2 separate regions of the Homo sapiens genome follow, and region 2 is linked to region 1. Evidence: read pairs that join two places in POLR2A ChIA-PET (ENCODE). Cell type or tissue: PC-3. All regions are shown on one strand.

What was found. Peaks named below come from ENCODE experiments on the same cell type or tissue, not always from the same donor. Only the 100,000 strongest peaks of a DNase experiment are listed, where the experiment ranks them.
Region 2: POLR2A ChIA-PET joins it to region 1 with 5 read pairs; 2 of 35 experiments call an interaction of 5 or more read pairs at or near these places.

The regions. Positions count from the first base shown.
Region 1 is chr22:45,636,728-45,640,727 of GRCh38, forward strand. The region is part of intron 1 of LOC105373069 (a long non-coding RNA gene); the gene reads left to right. It overlaps LOC105373067 (a long non-coding RNA gene), which reads right to left and starts at 3,702. Exons shown (of 3, transcript XR_938308.3): 1 at 1,914-3,702; 2 at 544-604; 3 at 1-205. RefSeq lists enhancers at 1,834-3,033, 2,322-2,616, 2,660-3,431. In PC-3, no CTCF peak of the experiment used is centred here; a DNase peak (open chromatin) is centred at 2,394; H3K4me3 peaks cover 765 bases; H3K27ac peaks cover 2,386 bases.
Region 2 is chr22:45,917,481-45,921,480 of GRCh38, forward strand. WNT7B (Wnt family member 7B) reads right to left here. Exons shown (of 4, transcript NM_058238.3): 4 at 2,886-4,000. Among named protein-coding and RNA genes, the nearest start is that of WNT7B, 58 kb to the right of the region's middle. In PC-3, no CTCF peak of the experiment used is centred here; DNase peaks (open chromatin) are centred at 1,761 and 2,201; H3K4me3 peaks cover 342 bases; H3K27ac peaks cover 1,817 bases.

The sequences.
Region 1 (4,000 bases):
TCTTGCCATTGCGTAAGTCCAATCTTGTTAAACCTACGAAGAGTGAGGGTCAGAGCCGTGTACCCCTAATTATATTCCCAACACTTACAATCAGCCGGCTGATGTGTAGTTAAGAAGCACAATCTTCATTGGCTTTTACAATTATCAGGAGAGGAGCAGATGGAAGTCACGGGGCAGGGCAGTTTTCTGAGTCTGGTGAATTTTGCTGATATGAGAAGGAAAGTGATAGTTTTAGAATCAGAAATTTGCCATAGAACAATGTCTTCTCTCCTGACCTCTGCACCTGCCAAGGCCCTGCTCCACCTCTGTCTTCTGTGTCCTGAGGAAGCCTTTCCAACCCCTTTCAGGATGAATGAACCCCCTCTTCTGTGCTCTCATCTCTTTTCTAGACCCCCAACTCATTGCTGCCTGAATAGCTCCATCCCACTAGACCAGAGACTTCCTGAGGCCAAGAGCTGTCCTACCCGCCGAGGACACCCTCATTTGCTTGAATGAATAAGCAAACGGCTCCTTCCTCCAGCCATCCCAGCCACTAAGTTTCACCTTGACCATGACTGGTGCTTCTCAGACCCAAACAAAGTAGCTACTGCAGGAAAGGGAGCCCCTGTAAAAATGAAAAGATGTTCATTAACATGGGGGAACACCTGTTTGACCTCCCAGTTTTCTGCTTGTTGGAAAATATTCTAATTTTTCCTCAGCAAGTAGATTTCCCTTCCTACGCCTTCGCCTTCAATTTCTTTTCTTTTCTTTTCTTTTTTTTTTCTTTTTTTTTTTTTTTTTTTTTTTTTTTTTGGAGACAGGGTCTCACTCTGTCGCCCAGGCTGGAGTGCAGTGGTGCAATCTTGGCTCACTACAACCTCCGCCTCCCGGGTTCAAGCGATTCTCCTGCCTCAGTCTCCTAAGTAGCTGGGATTACAGGCGCGCGCCACCACGCCCAGCTAATTTTTGTATTTTTAGTAGATACGGGGTTTCTCCATGTCGGCCAGGCTGATCTCAGGTGATCTGCTGGCCTCAGCCTCCCAAAGTGCCGGGGTTACAGGTGTGAGCCACCTCGCCCAGCCCAATTTCTTTTATAATCTGTCCCCAAAAAGGAAACTTACAAAATCCTCTTTAAAGAATATTCTCCACAGCAGCAGCAGATGAAAGAAAATGTTATTGAGTTGGGCGTGCCTTAATCACCATTCACTCTACTCTTAGCCATCTATATTTGTCTGTCTGCCCGATTCCCTTGTAAGTATTTGTACTAAGGAAATTTGACTTGCTGCCACTTGAGGTATTGTGGATAAGTGGCCTTTTTAGTTGGCAAATCCAGAACTTTCTATCGTCATCAACCCACACTTTGTGAGCTCCTATTAAGGAGTAATCTCCTTGCTCTACTATGGTCTTGTACATGAGCAAGGAGATTACTAAAGTTTTTAAAGTCAGCTAAGAAAATAAATCAACATTTTTGTTTGTCAGTAAGAGGTTGATGGCATATATATTTACTGTATATATATGTGTGTGTGCACATACACATATGTACATAAATGACACACATGGTGAAAGCAATGTTATTTGGTTAAGACTAAAGGCATTGTTGGGAAGGGAGGTGGGGAATTAGATGTTGATACAGTAGGTGTTTCAAATGTCGGATTTCAATGGTAATGGGAAGGAAAAGAAAGAAGAAAAATGGCTCCTTAGAATATATCAATTCATCATTTCCCATTTGCAAACATTGAAAAAAAAAATGAGAGAAGCTGTATGTCTTTCCTTGAGAGCTGCCTTTTAGCTCCCAGAGAGATGGAGTTTGGCTGATGTCAGGGTTTCTAAGGAAACGATGTATGCTTATGAATAGCAAAGCAAATAGACATATAAAACGCAAGTAAATCATTAATTGATTAATATTATTATTGATGGGATCTGGAGAGACTTACATATTCCTTCTTTATTCCAAGCTCTCAAAAGTTTTCTTTCATCGCAAAGCAAACACTCAGAAGGCCACTTTATGGATAATTATTCCCTCTTTGCTCCACACTCTAGAGACGAGGAAGGGCTCACTCTTGGATTTTAATGGATCAAAGAAAATGGTAAGCCAGGCAAGAGAAGTGTGCTTCATGTTTTCTGTCTTTTTTTAAAACTGATGGCTGTGGTTTTTGAAGAGAATGGAAAATGCATTAGGGATAGTTTGACTTAAACACGAAGCACCTTTTGGTTTGACAAACAGATTTGAGTAGAGGCTGAGTCACATCTTCTGACCCATGATTATGTCTGTTTCAATGGTGCCTTTCTCAGTGGCTGGATTCCATGGCGGACGGGTAGGGCCAGGAGGAGGTGCTGAGTGGTGCCAGGTGCAGGGTGGCGCAGTGTGGGGACGGCAAAAGGTGAGGGAATCCAGTATGCGCTGATGGAAAGCAGAGGGGGACGCCAGCCCAGTGGCCAGATGAGGCCGACGCACCCCCGGGAGGCCACGGTTGCAACACGAGGGTGTGTCCCAGCTTCCTATTAGTGAGTCAGCATTTCCTCCTCTGGTGCCCAACAGCCCTGGGGTCGCTGTGGAGGTTAGGGAGAGGTGAACCGTCCCGTCTGGATGATCCTTGTTTGCCTCTGGCCCTCCTTGTCAATCCAGACCACGACCAAGAAACCTTCCCTTCACATTGCGTCCTCCTCCCCTTGGCACTGCAAGTGCCCAACCTGAAATGTGTCCATGATCACTGCTATCCAGGAAGTGTGCAGTTGGAGACCAGCCCTCTCCCGAGGCCACACCTGGAGTAGCAGAGAGGGCAGACAGAGAACATGCCCTGTGCAGAGACCTCTTGGAGTTGCACCTGCCTTGCTGTGTGACCTCAGCCAGCCACTTAACCTTTCTGTGCCCTGGCCACCAATCCCCTCACAGCACCCCCCTCAAAGGGCTGCTGAGGGCATGCCTTTGCGTGCACCGCTCCTATTCTCACAGTGAGGGAAGCAAGGGCCAGGGAGACAGCGTCTTGGTTGGCAACAGGTCCAGCTTCTGGCCCCAGCTCTAGATACTGTGGGTGCCCTCAGAGCCTCCACAGGACTTTCAATGAGAGGGGTGCCTCATCCAGCCCACCCCTACATGTAGGCCAAGGGGATAAACTATCTCACATCCCCCACGTGGCGGCCCCTTTCCTCCACGGAGCTTGCTCAGGGAGGGACTCAGTGCCCGTTTGTTGATTGGATAAGGTTGGTCTGCGCAGGGAGGTGCTGTGCTGCAGGAAGGTGAGAAAAACCACAGCCTGAGAGCTGTGAGCCCCAGGGGCCTGGAGCAGGAGGCGGGAGCAGAGGAGAGGGCAGTTAATTCTGTTGGGGGTCGAGGGACAGGAACCCAGGACAGCTTCCTGGAGGTGGCTTTTGAGGTGGGTCTTGAAGAATGCACAGAAGCTTGGCAGAGGCTCAGAAAGCCAAGAGGGCAAAGCCATGGAAGTGTGGGGAGGCAGAGGGTGCCAGGGGTGCCGGCTGTCCCAGGACAGCAGCGAGGAAGGGGGTCTCTACTCCTTTCTCCTCCTCCTGGTGGACGATCTCAGACCCTGTAGGTCCCAGGAGGGGAGGGAGAAGCTTGATTCTCTGAGCCTGAGGTCTCTGAGGGCAGACCCTGTGCTACCCTCCTCACACCCTAGGAGCAGGTGCCAGTCTGGGAAGCTCTGAGGGCTTTTCCTTTTCAGAATGGGTGGGGGTGGCTATGTCTCAGCCTTCACAGTTGATCAGTGACACAGACCCTAGGCCTGTGGTCCCTGGTCAGGAAGTTGTGCTGGGGGCAGGGAGGGGCCTGCCCTCAGGTGCTGGTTGGCCTTGGTGGAGAGTGGGGAGTGCTAGGGGCTGGGAAGACTCCCCTGGGTCCCAGAGGGAAGGGCTGTGGAGGTGCTTGACTTTCCCACCTCATTGTGATGCGTCCAGGTGTGAGATACACGCACCTAACTACCCCTTTGAAGGGATAGGGCTGGCAACTCGCAGGCCTCAGAATGAGGGCACACAGTAGCCCTAGGGTCAGCTGGGCCCTTTGTCT
Region 2 (4,000 bases), 280 kb after region 1:
GCCCCTCTGCCCCTCTACCCCCTGACCACGGCCCCTCCCAAGGGGCCAGCAAGACTAGCCCAGCTTGGGGAAAAGGTGGTCCACAGCCCCTCCTTCCTGATCCCCCTCCTTTAACTCCCAGTTCTGGGAGTTGTGAAGTTCACTCAGACGCATCGAACTCAGACCTTGCCTGCTGCTTTTTAACTGGGTCTTTCTTGTTCTGTTGGTGAAGATACAGTGTTGCTCGTCATCTCTCTGCGACCAGCCATAGCCACTCTGTTCCCCTTCATCTCTCTGTGACCTTGGACAAGGTCCCTGGGCCTCTGTGTCCCCTCATGGGAGGAGGCACATGAGTTGGGTAGAAGGAAGACCCCAGAGGGCCTGGATTCAAATCCTGGTTCTGCCTTTCACTGGCTGTTGAGCTTGGACGGGTTTCCTTACTCTCTGTGCCTCAGTTTTGCCATCTGTAAAATGGAACTAGCACTGACCTATTTGGGGAAGGGGTGTTGTAAAGGTCGTGGACACGTGTGGAACAGGCCCAAGGCCTAGCACGGGGCTGTGCTGGACCTCAGCCAGCTTGGGAGACAGGGGCCGTCACAGAAACAGGACGCTGCCCCTAAGGGTGGGAGCTGAGGCAGGGGAGGAGGAGAGAGCAAGACTCTACAGCCAGCTTGTTGCAAGCCGGGGTCAGGGAAGGAAGAGTGTGGGGTGCATCCTGGGAAGAGCCAGCGGGAGCACAGGCAGGGCTGGGGCTCACTCTGCAGGGGGACGGGGAGGGGATGGGCTGTGGGCACCTCAGTGGGTCAGAAAGGACTCTAAGGGTACACCAATGAGACATCCTCTGCCCTCCAGGGCCACAGGGCCCCTGTGTGCTCTGGCCACCAGACAGTGCCAAGTGAATGGCGCGGGCAGCCCTGTGGGACAGGGCAGGGTGGGAGCCAGGGCTGCAGCTCAGCTGTGAGTCAGGGAAGGACGTGGATCCCCCAAGAGAGGAGGAGGGGACCCGGTGGCAGCAGGGCAGAGGCTCTGTTCCCTTACGTCCCTTCTACAGAGCGGGAAGCCCGGGCTCAGAGGCCTGGAGGAGTGAGTGCAGAAAAAACCCTTTCCTCGCTCCCAGGCTGCCTGGGTCGTCAGCTGTTGCATCCCCCCAGATGGGCCACCAGCCTCACCACCGGCAGCTGTGGGCACAGGCACCGCAGGGGAAGTGGGGTCGGAAGTCAGGGCCAGCCCAGGGCAGAACTGAAGTTGCAAAGGAATTAGCCAGCGAGCCTGCGTAGAGATGGGCTCCCAGAACTCCGGCCCTTCCAGCCATCGGTCCCCAAACCTTACGCAGCAAAGCCCACAGGAATGGCCTATGTCTGGGAGCAGCCAGGTGGCACGCCTGGTGCGGGAACCGCTGGGGCCAATCAGAGGGCAGGAAAGCCCCTGGTGTGGGCAACACCTGCAGGGCAGGGGTGGCCAGGGCTAAGCACGTGGGGGCACCACCCCATGCAGCAGTGAGCCACTGAGTGGGGGTGCGAGGGGCTGGCCAGGGGGAAATGCTCCCAAAATGTGAGCCTTAGGGGCGGAGGCTGGGGTCAGGTGGGCCCCCGGGCCAGGCCAGCAGTAAGGGTGAGGCCTCCAGCAGGCCCCCTGGGAGGATGTGCAGGGCAGCCCGAGGGGACTGGGTGGGGGTTGAACCAGAGCCAAGAAATCAGTACAGTCTGGGCACCAGGGCCGGGCATCTCAGAGGCTTCCTCATTCCTGGCCCTGTGGGAGTAGCCGGACCCCGGCGTGCCGCTGCTGCCGCCGCCGCCGCTGATTCACTTACTGTCTCACGGGGAACCAGGGCCTCCTGCCAAACTGCCCAGCCCAGGCCCCATGCACGCCAGCCCCATGAGCCCCACCGACCACCAAGTCCTGGCTCCGGGCCACCCTCTGCTCTTAGATGGGGAGACTGAGGCTGTACATCCAGGAGGGTCGCCCCAGAGGCTGCCCATGCATCAGGAAGGAACAGGGCTGGGACTGTGAATCCAACACTCTTTTCTGGCTGTCGCCCCCTCTCCACACCCTGGAGGGGTCCATTCCCCTTGAGAAGCCCCTCCACTGGGATCTGGGTCTGGGGCCAGTTCCGTGGGTGCCCGGGCTGGGCACAGCAAGGATGGGGTCTGTTTGATCAGCAGTTCCACCCGATGCCAGGCTGCTGGGACAGCGGGCAGTGGCCAAACCGGCCCTGCCACATGCCTCTGGCCCTCGGGGAAGTGCTGTGCATCGCCGTGTGCACGGCTCTCGCAGGATGCAGGCTGGGAGGCCCTGCCATGGCCAGGCTCTGGGGAGGAGCAGCGGAGCCTGTGGCCAGCTGCAGGCTGTTGAGCTTCTGGGGGCCTCATGCCACCTTCCCAGGCCTGGTGAGAGCAAGGCAGTCCCCAGGGCTGTGGAGCCAAAATCCACCAGACCCAGCTGGATGGACCTACAGGGACCCTGAAAGCCAGACCCCACCCTGGTCAGAGGGAAGCAGAGGCACAGGGCCCAGTGGGGCCTGCTGTCCCTTCTTCTTACAGCAGCTCTGGCCCAGCCCCCAGTAACCAGGTGCCAGGCCCATGGCCCTCCTGTCCCCGCAGCCTGAGCCTGGTGCTGTCCAGCAAGGCCTCAGGGTCTGTGTCCAGTGCCCCAGCTCCCCTGGCTGGGTGGGGACAGCCCAAAGGTGCCTGGAGGCAGGTAGGCATGACTTGATCTCAGGGGTGGGCTCTGGGCAAGGGTGTCTGGTGTGAGGATGGGAGGGACGGCCCACAGAGGGGCAGGAGGAAGCCAGACAGCTGGGGGCACATGAAGGCCTCGGGGGCTCGTCCTGGGTGGGCAGAGCATGTGTCCCCACCGGTGGGGCCGCAGCTGCAGGTACATCGCATGGGGATTCCACACACACTCACTTTTCCGATTCCAGCTTTTATTGGGCCGAGCACTCCCCTCCAGGGGAGGCTGCCGTCAGAAGGGTGGGGACGCAGCACCTTGGTCGCCATCACCCCCATCTGGGCCACCCTGACCCCCGTCTCACCCAGGCAAAGGGCCTGTTGCTGGCAGACTTTGGGGTGGGCAGGGGCTCAGTGGGGTGCCCGGCAGCCAAGGGACAGTGCGAGTGTCTCGGTGGCATCAGGGGCCCCAAGGGTCTGTTGAAGCAGGAGGAGCCTGGTTCGGGAGATGGGGGATGGGATGGGGGGTGGGTATGGGGAATAGGGATGAGGGATGGGATGGGGGATGGGGTCAGGGATGGGATGGGGGATGGGATGAGGGATGAGATGAGGGATGGGATGGGATGGGGGATGAGGGATGGGGGCCGCAGCCATCCCCCTCTCCGGTACCCAGTGTAGGTCACAATAATTTAAAGACACTATAGACATTTCGACGCTATATAACAACATAAGTTAACCAGGTTCCTTGCAGAGGCTGCCGGGCCTATGGACTCAGGTGTGTTCTGGGACTTGGGGAAGGTAAGGGGATGGGGCCAGGCTGAGGGTGGGGCATTCACGGTGGCCCGGAGACTCAGAGCGTCCAGGCATGGTTAGAGGCACATGGGCTGGACCACAGGGCCAGAGCCCAGGAGGGACCCACTTGCCCCAGGCTGAGCCCAGGCCCTTGGCTTGTCGGCTGCTCAAGAACACATTCCTACGGGCTTCCAAGAGAACACACCCTAAATGGGGGCCAGGCCGTGGGCAGTGGGGGTGCACCAGGAGCCAGCTGCAGACCATCCTCTCTGGCCTCGGACAAGTTCCTCCCTCTGTCACTCATGCTCCTCAGAGACAGGGGTGGGAGCATCCAGAAAGGACATGTCCAGCTCTGGATCCAGATTTTCTCAGCACTGGGGTCAGGGTAAAAGGACCAGGACAGGGCTAGGCGAAGCCTCAAAGGCACCGAGGGGAGTGCAGGCCCCAATGAGGCTGTCAGGGGGTGGAGGGAGCAGCCAAGTGCCTCAAGGCATGGGAGCTACCTACTGCCACCCCGGGCATCCTGATGTGTTCTCCCAGGTCCAGAGCCCCAGGCTGGGCAG